Linked DNA regions of Homo sapiens: regions 2, 3 and 4 are each linked to region 1. A link is a contact called in ENCODE Hi-C or POLR2A ChIA-PET data. All regions are on one chromosome and are shown on one strand. Each heading gives the region's core, a stretch centred on a gene start or an enhancer-like site at or near the end of the contact. The rest is flanking DNA. Distances are from core to core; before and after follow the strand shown.

What was found. Hi-C counts contacts between places; a loop is a spot of excess contacts on that map. ChIA-PET counts read pairs that join two places held with the same protein, here RNA polymerase II (POLR2A). Pooled maps may share reads with other maps.
Region 2: a loop to region 1 is called in a map of CD8-positive, alpha-beta T cell, with 12 times the contacts of the local background. The contact joins the promoter of ACTL6A here to the promoter of ECT2 in region 1. A Hi-C loop is called at or near these places in 2 of 168 maps with a recorded cell type or tissue (CD8-positive, alpha-beta T cell and naive thymus-derived CD4-positive, alpha-beta T cell) and 8 of 50 pooled maps. POLR2A ChIA-PET finds 5 or more read pairs at or near these places in 1 of 52 experiments (H1).
Region 3: a loop to region 1 is called in a map of naive thymus-derived CD4-positive, alpha-beta T cell, with 10 times the contacts of the local background. The contact joins the promoter of FXR1 here to the promoter of ECT2 in region 1. A Hi-C loop is called at or near these places in 1 of 168 maps with a recorded cell type or tissue (naive thymus-derived CD4-positive, alpha-beta T cell) and 7 of 50 pooled maps. POLR2A ChIA-PET finds 5 or more read pairs at or near these places in 1 of 52 experiments (B cell).
Region 4: a loop to region 1 is called in a map of CD8-positive, alpha-beta T cell, with 13 times the contacts of the local background. The contact joins the promoter of USP13 here to the promoter of ECT2 in region 1. A Hi-C loop is called at or near these places in 1 of 168 maps with a recorded cell type or tissue (CD8-positive, alpha-beta T cell) and 7 of 50 pooled maps. POLR2A ChIA-PET finds 5 or more read pairs at or near these places in 1 of 52 experiments (Panc1).

Annotation. Positions count from the first base shown.
Region 1 is chr3:172,749,330-172,752,029 of GRCh38, reverse strand. ECT2 (epithelial cell transforming 2) reads right to left here and starts at 1,304. Exons shown (of 25, transcript NM_001258315.2): 1 at 1,173-1,304. RefSeq lists a silencer at 889-958 and enhancers at 1,069-1,328, 1,349-1,398, 1,499-1,768.
Region 2 is chr3:179,561,570-179,564,269 of GRCh38, reverse strand. ACTL6A (actin like 6A) reads right to left here and starts at 1,344. Exons shown (of 14, transcript NM_004301.5): 1 at 1,153-1,344. The coding sequence starts at 1,177. RefSeq lists a silencer at 1,253-1,482.
Region 3 is chr3:180,911,340-180,914,039 of GRCh38, reverse strand. It overlaps FXR1 (FMR1 autosomal homolog 1), which reads right to left and starts at 1,370. Exons shown (of 17, transcript NM_005087.4): 1 at 1,304-1,370. The coding sequence starts at 1,354. RefSeq lists enhancers at 1,099-1,188, 1,759-1,908, 1,724-2,379 and silencers at 1,339-1,438, 1,445-1,739.
Region 4 is chr3:179,651,757-179,654,456 of GRCh38, reverse strand. USP13 (ubiquitin specific peptidase 13) reads right to left here and starts at 1,417. Exons shown (of 21, transcript NM_003940.3): 1 at 1,064-1,417. The coding sequence starts at 1,231. RefSeq lists an enhancer at 944-1,587 and silencers at 1,256-1,595, 1,606-1,685.

The DNA.
Region 1 (2,700 bases), core at 55-2,554:
AGATGATCGAAAGCAGATGATTAATAATTAAAATTGCCCCTGATGATACTGTATATGATCAATTTATTGCCAAAACAGCTTCAAAATGTATAGAGAAAAAGAGATGCACTACGGTAACTTGATGACATAACTAACATCCAACAGTCAGATTAGAAATGGAAATATATTAATCACTTTTTTTCAAATTACTGTATTCCAGAAGCCTTTAAAATAAGCACAATAGGATCAGTGTTCATAAACCTACACAGCTTCTCACCCAAGAACAGACCCAAGGAGCTTCTAACTAAACACACTATAACACATGCCCCCTTTTATCCCAGAGATAAAATTTGCCATGTAAACAAACATTCAAGTTTCCTTTTACTTAAATACTTTTTAGGCAATCATCTTCCAAGGTGAAGGACTAAAATGCAATCCAAGATATAATGGTGGTGTTATTAACAATAACATTACTATTAACAACTGACATTTACTTAACGCTTAATACGTGGCAGACATTGTCCTAAACCTTTTAATCTCTGCAGTAATCCTAAGAGGCAGGTACTATTATTATTTTCAATGTATGGATGAAGAAACGTAGGAACAGAGAGGTTAAGCAACTTCCCCTAAGTCAAACTGTTAGTAAGGGGTAAAAGAGGTATTCAAAGCCCGGCTAAATCCAGAGGCTGCGCCTTTAACCACTAAGCCGGACACATCTGTGCCGGGTGGCTGGGGAGGACGAGGGGCGGATGGCCTGGATTTATCTTGCAAAAACGAAAAATTAAACTTCCCGCAAAGAAGCCAGGATGAATCCTAGAATAAAACCACGGCGCACTCTGAGATAAGCCCCCAAAGGCTGCAAGTGCCGGCCCCCAAAGCCACAGGGCTGCGCGGCTTGCCAAAATCCCTTTCCCAACTCCCTCCCTTCACCCACACTCTTCTGTCCAAAAGAGCCAACAGGTGAGGGCGAAGATGCCCAGCAATACTGGGGGCTTCGGTCTCCCACTCCGCGTCAGGGCCCGGCTGCTGGGGGTGGGGTGCGGCGAGGGAGTTCCCGGATCCGGGAAGCCTGAGCTGGGGCGCTCCGGAATTCGCGGTCACTAGGGGCGGGGACGTCGACCGCAGGCAAAAGAGCCCTTGGCTCTGGAGCCGCTCGCCCACTTGCACCTCTCTCACTCACACAGAGTCCTTACCACTCTCAAAAAAGCCCTAGGAGTTCCACCTCTTCAAACGCCGACTCCTCTCACAAATACCGCCATTCCTCGCCGGCGGCCGCCACAACCGATTCAAAAACTAAGCTGCTCTCTCTAAGAGCCATGCCGATTGGCGCGTGATGTCAACCTCTTTCCCATAGGCAGGAGTCTCCAGAGGGGCGGTGATTGGTCGACGCTCTCCAAGTCCCGGCAGGCGCCGCTTGATTGGTTGTGCGTGTGTTTCAAATAAGCCCAACGACTCGGGCGTCGGGACGCCAGGAGTTTGCAGAGAAGTGCCCGGATGTGGCCAGGAGGTGGCGGTGGTGGCTCCTGAGGTCTTAAAGGAGTAGCAGGTGTTTCTGTGACTACCGCATATTTACTCAGTAAACATCCTACTTCCTGAGGAAAGTTTGGGTGGATTCTCCTCGGCCCCACCCAGCTTTTTTTTTTTTTTAAACGATACCAAATCTTTTAAGCTTAAATCAGTGCCGCCAGAGATAAATGTTTCCCTGCTGCTTGCTGTGAGCTGTAGGATTTTCCTATCGGGATGCTTTCTGCTTTAGGAATGTATTTAAATTTGAGTTAAGGGATTTTGACTTTGATGGTTGTATTGGCGTGTGGCAGGGCCAAGGACCGGTCCTAGAACTCGGACTCCCCAGGTGGACTTCAAATCAGCAGCCGCTTATTTAAATGCTATTATTTAAAGCACTGCGCTCCCATCTAGGGAGTATCGCGGGTTAGAATCAATTCTTAGAAATTAGAAAAATTCTCGGATTTTTTTAAAGATAAGCTTGAATTTGATAAAAATATGCCACGAGATTCTAGAATTTTTGGAGCCAAATTGCTTCGTCTTTGCCCCCCTCCGCCCACTAAGAACTTGTACTTTCCCCTAAAGTCTAGTCAAGAATGTATCAAGTTTTTCCTGTGATTAGCGTTGCTATTATGAAAATAATTTCTTTATTTTCTAAATATGATACCATATAACACAATCTCTTAAGAAAAATACACCCCCACCAGGTGGGTTTTCCATAGTTCCCACCTGAAGGCTAATATAAATAGAAGAAGAAAGGGGAATCAGATGCCAGAACCTAAATACCAATAAGAAGAGGCAAACGTGTACTTTGGGATGGAACACTTGTGAGCATCTCAAGCAGGTTGTGGGGACTTAACAATTTTTTCTAATTTTGTCAGGCAATCTTAGAATGCCTGAAAAGTTTATAATGCTGTCCACAAAATGAATGAAGCAATCTGGTAATTATTGGTTTCCCTGCTTGTCAGTATTTAAGTCTGACCTTCATTAAAATGCTGTGATAACTGTTACGGCAGAAAAAAAGAAAAACAGTAATTGAAATTTCCATTTGGAATGTGCTTGCGTATTTGGAAGTCGGGTGTGCCCAGCATTCCAAAAACGTTCATCACTGAAAACATATTAAGCTATTGTGGGAAGCAGCCCTACTTCCTTTGTGCACCGCTTTCTGCTCAACAGACTTTCCAAAGCTAATGATTAACTGTGTATGGTATCATTGCC
Region 2 (2,700 bases), core at 95-2,594, 6.8 Mb before region 1:
CACTACTAGACACAGTAACAACAGCAATAGTCTGGATTTGTTTTCTGGGTCTCTAACTCATCAAACACAACCCAACACATGAATTATATGTATCAGTGTTTCGATTAACCTGCAGATCTTGCAAAAATGGAGGCTCTAAATCAGTAGATTCTGAATGACGCGTGAGATCCTGCATTTCTAACAGGCTTGCAGGTGATGCTGACACTGCTGGTCCATGGGCCAGACTTTAAGTGGCAAATGCAGCATTATTTCATTTAACCTTCATGCCCACCCCCATCGGCTAGGAATTATTCCATAAATGAGGCCTGAAGTTGGAAAGTTACATAAACTGCCCAAGACCAAAGCGCTTAATAAAGAGTGAGGTGGATATTTCAACCCAGGTCTGTAACCCCCGGCACCTGGTAATCTTCCTACCACACCACAGTCTAATCAAAGAAAGTGAAAAAATAACACGCCTAGGACCCCCAGCAAACTTTCTGGGCATCCTTAAATTACACGTGCTCCTGAATTGATCTCAAACAGACCCGCCCACGAGTCACTCTGGAGACTCCGCAGCCAAAAAACAGGCAAGAGTTACTGAAAGGTGAGGCAGCTCGCGCATGGGGCGCAGACGGGGAGGAGGCAGTACCCTAAGTGGCCGCCGCTTCCCTAGTCAGTTCTACGGCTTGAGGCTCGCTTTGCCACCTATGGGACACTCTGGGAACCCTCCGTCCACGCTTGCAAACCGCCGGGACCTTCCAAGTTTAGGCGGGCGCACACGCGTCCCGACACAGCTGAGTCCAGGAGGCACTCGGGGAGATGCGACCCTGGGGCGGTCACCCAAGCCGGGGCCCGGCGGCCGGCTAGACTGAGCCTCCCGCCCAGCCCCGAGGCTCCCTAGAGAACCGAGCGCGCACCCCAAAACCCTGCTCCTCCGGGGACAGAGGCAGGAAGAGGCCACAGAGAGCCGCCACTTCAGGGAGCCCGAGGAGCACGGCGAGCCGGGTGGGCTCCGGGGGCGGGCAGAGCGTGGGGCGGGGACGGGGCGGGGAGGCCGGGGTCCCGAGAGGGGGAGACCGGAAGGGAACGCCGGGGAGGGGAGGGCTGGGAGCGGCGGTTACAAACCCCACACGCCGAAAAGGCGCGCTCTCTCGTCCGGCCGCACTCACTCACCTCCCCCGTACACGCCGCCGCTCATGGCTGCTGCCGGCGCGACTCCTACCCTAAGGGCTAACTGGCGAAGTGACTGCAGTGGCCGCGACTGCGAGTCTCGAGGAGCGATAGCCCCTGACTCCCTTAACTTCCACCGCCACCCACCTCAGGCAACAAAGCGGCGTCCACACACCCCGGAGCTCAGCCACACTTGCTGGCTCCTCCTATCAGCCAATCACTAGGGTCCAGGCCTAAGTCTAGCCAATCAGAATGCGGCTGCGCCGCATCCCCGCCGCGGCCCAGCAGGTTTAGCCAATCGAAGGCAGCCATGGGGGCGGGAAAGAGGAAAGCGACAGCAGGACAGAAGGAGTTGGGTTGCGGAGCTGGAGGGGGCGGAGCTTCCCGGGTGGGCGAGGGAATGGGCGGAGGCAGTGGGAGAAGAAGGAGGAAGGCTGGAAGAAGCATGGGGGCGGGACTAGGAGGTGCGTCTGGGCGCTGAGGAGCGGCGGGAACCCGGGTAGGGGAAGGTAGACCCCTGGAAATTGAACGGGTGTCTCCACGCCGAGATTCCTGTCCAGTGACTGTGGGGAATGCGGATTTCTTTCTTTTTTTCTTCAGAAAAAGTATTTTAAACTAACTTTTATGTTGAAAAAGTAAAAATTTTGCGCTCCACTTTGGGATAGGGGAATCAGTAAATCAGACAAATTGATAGGATCTTGCAGTTTTTAAAATGGTTATTAATAAGTAAAAGAAGAATGAAATTATGCGGTATCCCAGCTAAACCTAGGTAGCGCTTTAAAAACTATTAAAAAACTTACTCATTTCTTTAAAAAAAAAAAAAAATTTCAGGCCGGGCGTGGTGGCTCATGCGTGTAATCCGAGCACTTTGGTAGGCCGAGGCGGGCAGATCACAAGGTCAGGAGTTCGAGACCAGCCTAGGCAACACAGTGAAACCCTGTGTCTACTAAAAATGAGAAAAGTAGCCGGGCCTGTAGTCCCAGCTACGCAGGAGGCTGAGGCAGGAGAGTCGCTTGAACCCGGGAGGCAGAGGTTGCAGTGAGCCGAGATTGCGCCACTGCACTCCAGCCTGGGCGACAGAGCAAGACTCTGTCTCAAAAAAAAAAAAAATCAATTTCTTTTATCCTGTGAGAGGTATTTAAAACAGCTAATCAATCTTCATTCAAGCAAGCACCCAATCCTAAATAGGCATCCCAAAAACAGCCTTAGTCCCCTATTTCTACCAGCCTAGTCCAGATCACCTTCCTTTATCCCCAGATTACTGCAACAACTTGTTGCTGTGTCCCTTTGCCACTCTTGATCAAGGGAGCTTCATCTGTGAAAACGCCCAAACCCGATCAGGACACTCCAGCGCTCAAACCCTTAAGATTGCTGCCTATCCTTGTAATTGATCCTTGTCTAGAGTCTAGACATGCAGTGCCTACTTTTAACCTTAGAAACGATTGACTAAAACCCCATCAGTCTCAGTGGCAGAGGGTGGCAGAAAGTGATGAGGCAGTAGGGTGGGAAAAAAGGCTAGCGGGAAAACTCTTTCCCATTCACTTGACAATA
Region 3 (2,700 bases), core at 121-2,620, 8.2 Mb before region 1:
GTGATTCCCCATTATGCTGGTACCACGTGACAGTTAAACCAAATCCACAGAGCTAATCAGTAAACTAAGAAAAGAAAATCAAAATGCTGAAAATAGAAAATCGTGGCCAAATAAAATAAAAACCCATAGGATAAAAGGTACGCTGAAATGAAAACCTGTGAGAATTCACTTTGCATACGCACAATACTCATGTATTAGAAGAAGGCCCTTCATAAAAATAGCCAAGACTCTCAAACATTTGAGATGCTGGCTTAGTGAGATTGACTGACAGACAACAGCTGGGGAGATTCTGTATTGATCTTCTAACAACCTGGCGTATTTCGGGAAAATAAGGAGAAAAGAACGCTATAGTGGCAAAAAATAAACTATTAGGATTTCATTTTCAGATATGTGAACGCTGAATGCCCCACCAAATTCCTCTACTCTATTCCTCTTACGTTTTTCAGCCCCGATTCCATAGTAATGGATGTCCTTCCTCCCAAGCAAACAAACAAAAAACCTCGTGGGAGAAAAAACAAAACAAAACAAAACCTCCCTCCAAAAACAGGGGCAGTGATATAAAGAAATTAGTCACCTCTCCACCTATCTCCCTGATCCATTTCGCATTTTAAATCTTACTTTAAAGCTCACAACTCTCCTTTTCTTCCGTAATAGAGGGGCTAAGGCGCCGCCCAATTTCCCAGGCCGCAAAAATATTCCAACCCGCCACAATTCAAGGTTTTCTGCTTTTCTGTATTTGATCCTAACCCTCAATCCGGTACCCCCATTCTCCTCAGACACTAAAGATTTGTTGGCCCAAAACTCAAATACAAGGGTGAATTCCAAAGATTCCGCGATACACCCGCCCCAAGGGGTGGGGAGGGGTCGGAGGAGCGGGCTGAGGAGCTCCCGCCCGGCCCAGTTCGAGGGGCGGGGGAGCGGGTGAGACCACACAATCCCACCGCCTCCTTTCACGACTCCCCCACCTCCCAGAGCTCGGGCCTGCTCCGAAGGAGCTCCCGCCGCCCAGCAGCCACTCAGTTGCTTCCCACCGGCCCGCCAAGAACCGCACTAGCAACCAAGAGGGTTCATAACTAGGAAAATGCAAGAGGTGTCCGACGTGTTGTTTCAAAACATAACGGAGCCCCGGCCCCCGAGACCGTTAAACCGCGGGTGGAGGGGGGAGAAGCAAGGAATCCAGCGGCCTCGAGCTTTGGCCTGGCTGCCTTTCCGACCCCAAACCTCACTCTCTGGGACCACCAACCCTCCCTCAAACGCGCTCCAGCACCCAGAACACTCGACAAAGTGGCAAAACGGTCAGTACCTTGTAGAAAGCCCCGTTAGAGCCGCGAACCTCCACCGTCAGCTCCGCCATGTTGGAACCGCAAAGGCCGCTGGGAAGAGATTCTAGAAACTTTCCAACCAGAGGGGAGGAGGGGGGAGGGGCGAGAAGGAGGCGGGGAAAGGGGAGGGGAAAACAGGGCTGGGATTGGGATCCCCCGCCCTTCACCCCTGGGGTCTCAACGTGCCGCCCCGACTCTCCAGGTGGGATCCCTGCGCACCCTGCATCACCGGCTTTGGGCTCCGCCTGCCGCCGTCTACGTCGGATTTGCCTCCAGACACAATCGCCCGACCTTTGTTGACCCGCCCCTAGGTCTCCGCCCCACAGTGCCCGCAGTTCGCACCGCGGCGGCCGAGTAGTGCCTCCAGCTGCCACAGAATGAACTGCCCAGGCACAGCCTGCCCGGCGCATCGGCATTCCCCTGAGCTCCGGCATCCTGACCTTAAACTTCTGGAAGTGCTGGCTGCCCTGGAATGGCTTTCTCACCCACTTTTTGGGCTCCAGTTGCCCTGGGGAAGAGGGATGCCTACAAAATAGACATACTGTTGTGCCCCAAGTTATTTCGCCCCGCTCTTTTTTTAAAAAAAGTTGGGCCTTCTCTTCACTCAAATTCCACAGTTCCACACCCCCTCAAACAATTTGGCCTAGCCCTCTCCCCACCTGTTACCACTTTAGCTCTTTAAAAGTCAAACTGAGTATTTTCAGGGCAAGTAATTGTGTTCACACCCTAGAACAGAGTTTAGGTGAATTCGCCTTATTAAAAGTAGTCAGACAAACTTAATAGAGCAGGAGACCACGTTTTCCTCTGTTAAATGCATGCAAATTTCCGCAAATAGGATCAAAGCAGAACCATCTCCAGTTTTGTAAGCATAACAAATACTTTGGGTATGGATTTTAACAACTTAATACTGAAGCTCCTTCCCTAAGCAAGGGCTTTGGAAAATAATACTATAAGTGCTCCTTGTTATACTTACATTATTACCGTTTTCGCAGAAAAACTTAAGAAAGGATACTTTGCTAACATTCTATACTTCCCATGAAACGCCCACTGACCCAGTTTTTCAGATTCTAAAAAAATAAAATGTACACAACATTTTATGAGCACGTCTGCATCTCTGAAGATTCTGGGAAAAAATGAGGGCTGTGAAAGTGCTCACTGTTGTTATGTACAGGATATTCTATTTATTTATTTATTTAGAGACAGGGTCTCACTCTGTTACCCAAGATGGAGTGCAGTGGCGTGATTACGTGGCAGCCTGGACTTCCCAGGCTCAGGTGATGCTGCCACCTCAGCCTCCCGAGTAGCTAGGACTACAATATTTATTTTATTTTATTTTATTTTATTTATTATTATTTTTTTAGACAATCTCGCTCTATCG
Region 4 (2,700 bases), core at 168-2,667, 6.9 Mb before region 1:
CCACCAACCGCCCCGGGTGGAAGGCGGCGATCCCTCTCAGCTTCCTCCTCATTCTCCGAGGTCACGACTCGGGATTGAACTTTTAATAATTTATACTTGCGCATGTCAGTCCAAGTGACTCATTTAGAAGGGCAAGGTGGGGAAGGCTTAAGAAAACCATCGCAATCCAGTAGATCCCCTATTTCTGCTGCCCGAGTGGAGGCACCGGAAGGTTTCGTCTGACATTTTTTTTTTTTTTTTTTTGAGACGGAGTCTCGCTCTGTCGCCCAGGCTGGAGGGCAGTGGCGCGATCTCGGCCCACTACAGCCTCCTCCTTCCCGGTTCAAGCGATTCTCAAGCCTCAGCCTCCCGAGTAGCTGGGACTACAGGCTCCCGCCACCGCGCCCGGCTAATTTTGGGGTTCTTTTTTAGTAGAGATGGGGTTTCGCCATATTAGCCAGGCTGGTCTCGAACTCCTGACCTCAAACGATCCGCCCGCCTCCGCCTCTTAAAAAGTGCTAGGATTTCAGACGTGAGCCACCGCGCCTGGCCCTGACATTCTAAAGACAAGAAAAGGAGTGGGGTGAAATGGGAACTGGTGGAAGAAAAGCTCAGAGAGCAAATCAGAATTGTCCAGAAGTGGGGATCCCTGAGCAAAGCAAGTGGTCCCAGAAAAAGAAGGGCTGTGTGTGTCCCGGGGTGTGGGGGGATCATCCCGTCCACCTACCCGCCCTGCGCTCTGCCCCGCGGAGGACGCAAACGATCTGCAACGTGCAGTTCGGAACAGGGAACTCTTGTATTTCATCTATCTTTAAACGGCGGCGGGGCTGTGTGCAAGCTGCTGGGAATCGGGCCCTTCCAGCCTGGGGAGGCTGGCGGAGCAAAACCACCAGCACGAGCCAGTCCTCGGCTGCAGCAGCCCTGGGGCGCTCACTAAGTGTCTGCCGAACTGCAGTGTTCCTGAGCCAACTCTGCCGCCCGGAGGAAGAGAAGAGGTCCCGGCCGCCACTGCGCATCTTCTCCCCCGGCTTCACGTGCCGCAGGCCGCCGGCCCCGCGACCCTCCCCCGAGGCGCCTCACTTACGGGAGAGTCGTAGGAGAAGGCGCACTCGTTCTTGTAGACCCTGTCGCCGGACCTGGGCACGCGGATCGTGGGCATGTGGGGCACTAGCAGCTCGCCGATGTCTCCTGCAGCCATCTTCCTGCCTCCGCTGCCGCCCGGCATGCCGAACAGGGCGCCCCGGCGCTGCATGGCCTCGGCGCGCACCGGAGCCGAGCGAGCCGAGCCGGAGCCGGAGCGCGGGGTCTGCCGGCGGCGGCGGCGCCAGCGAGCGGGCTGACGGGCGGGCTGCGCGGGCAACGGCAGCCGGCCGAGCCGGGGCGGGCGGGGAGAGCGGGCTGCGGGGCGGGAGCGGGCACCGCGGGCTTGGGGCGGACTGGCGACGCTATTTTTAATCCAATGGCGAGTCTCCGGCCCAGCTGCAGCGTCAGGCGGGGCTGGGGAGCGCCAGCCGCAGCGTGCCGGGGAGGGGGCGCTGGAGAGGGGCCCTGCGCGTGGGCCGGGCGCGGCGGCGGGGGGCGGAGGGCGAACCCCTGAGGCGTTGGCGCGGGAGCTCGAGCGGGCTGGCGGCCGAACGCGGCGCGGGAGGGCCCCGGGAAAACACCACGGAGGTGTTTTCTATCCCGAATTGTTGGCTTGCAGAGGGGCAACTCCGAGGAGGCCAACACAAAGAGCAGGATTGGGGGTTTTAAAAACCGCTTGCTTTTAAAACAGCCGAAGACTAGGGCGGTGACGTCCCCGGATTGGATAGGGGCGGGACTCGATGTGCAAATCTGAAATCTAACGTGAGGCTTAAATCTAAATTTGCGCCATGCACTTCAGTGCTTCCCCACTAAGCTTCGTTCCTTACTTTAACATCCAAGGCTCAAAAATAGAGCGAATAGAATAAGATCGAGTGAGGATAGAGGGTGTGTGTGTGGGGGAGGGCGGGGTGTGTGTGGGAGTGTGTGTGTAATAATAATACAGGTTTTCTTACATATTGGGGGAAGTCAGGGATGGTCAAGATTTTTTCAGGGCGTCGGAAGGCTTTCTATTTTTCTCTGCCTTTGGAGTATCTTCTATGTGATTCAAAGTTCTCATGTCGAACATTCAGTGGCCTGATTTGAGGATTTTGTAGGCAGGCATACATATTCCTGTCTTGATCATCAGTTCCTCAAAATAAATGATGAATGGGGTTGGCCTCGGGGGTTGATCATTTGCAAGCAGAGCATGTCTCCCAGCATACTCTCATTCTCTCCAAAAAACCCACAAGACGGGTTCAATGACATTGAGGTTCTCTAACTACACCCAACATATGTATTCATGACAGAGTATCCAGTGATCCCTGCCAGTTAATGAAATGCAGAAATAGCGAGAAATAGTGAACCAAAACGCTAATTTTTGTAAGCCTCTCTCAGATCAGATAGTCCTTAAGTTCTTTTTTTTTTCTTACTTTTTTTCTCTTTTAACTCTCCCTGGTTCTCCAGACCTATCTCAAGATTTCCATACCCTCAAGCAAGCCTCGAGCGCACCACACTTTCTTATAACTCAGCACTCCCAAATGCTATCTGTTGGAAAAGGAGGAGGTGGCACTGAGCAAAAAATCAGACACTACTGTCATCTTCCTCATTGGGCAGATCCTCTCAGCGAGCTTTTGCTTTGAATTTAGTCTCATCAGCTTA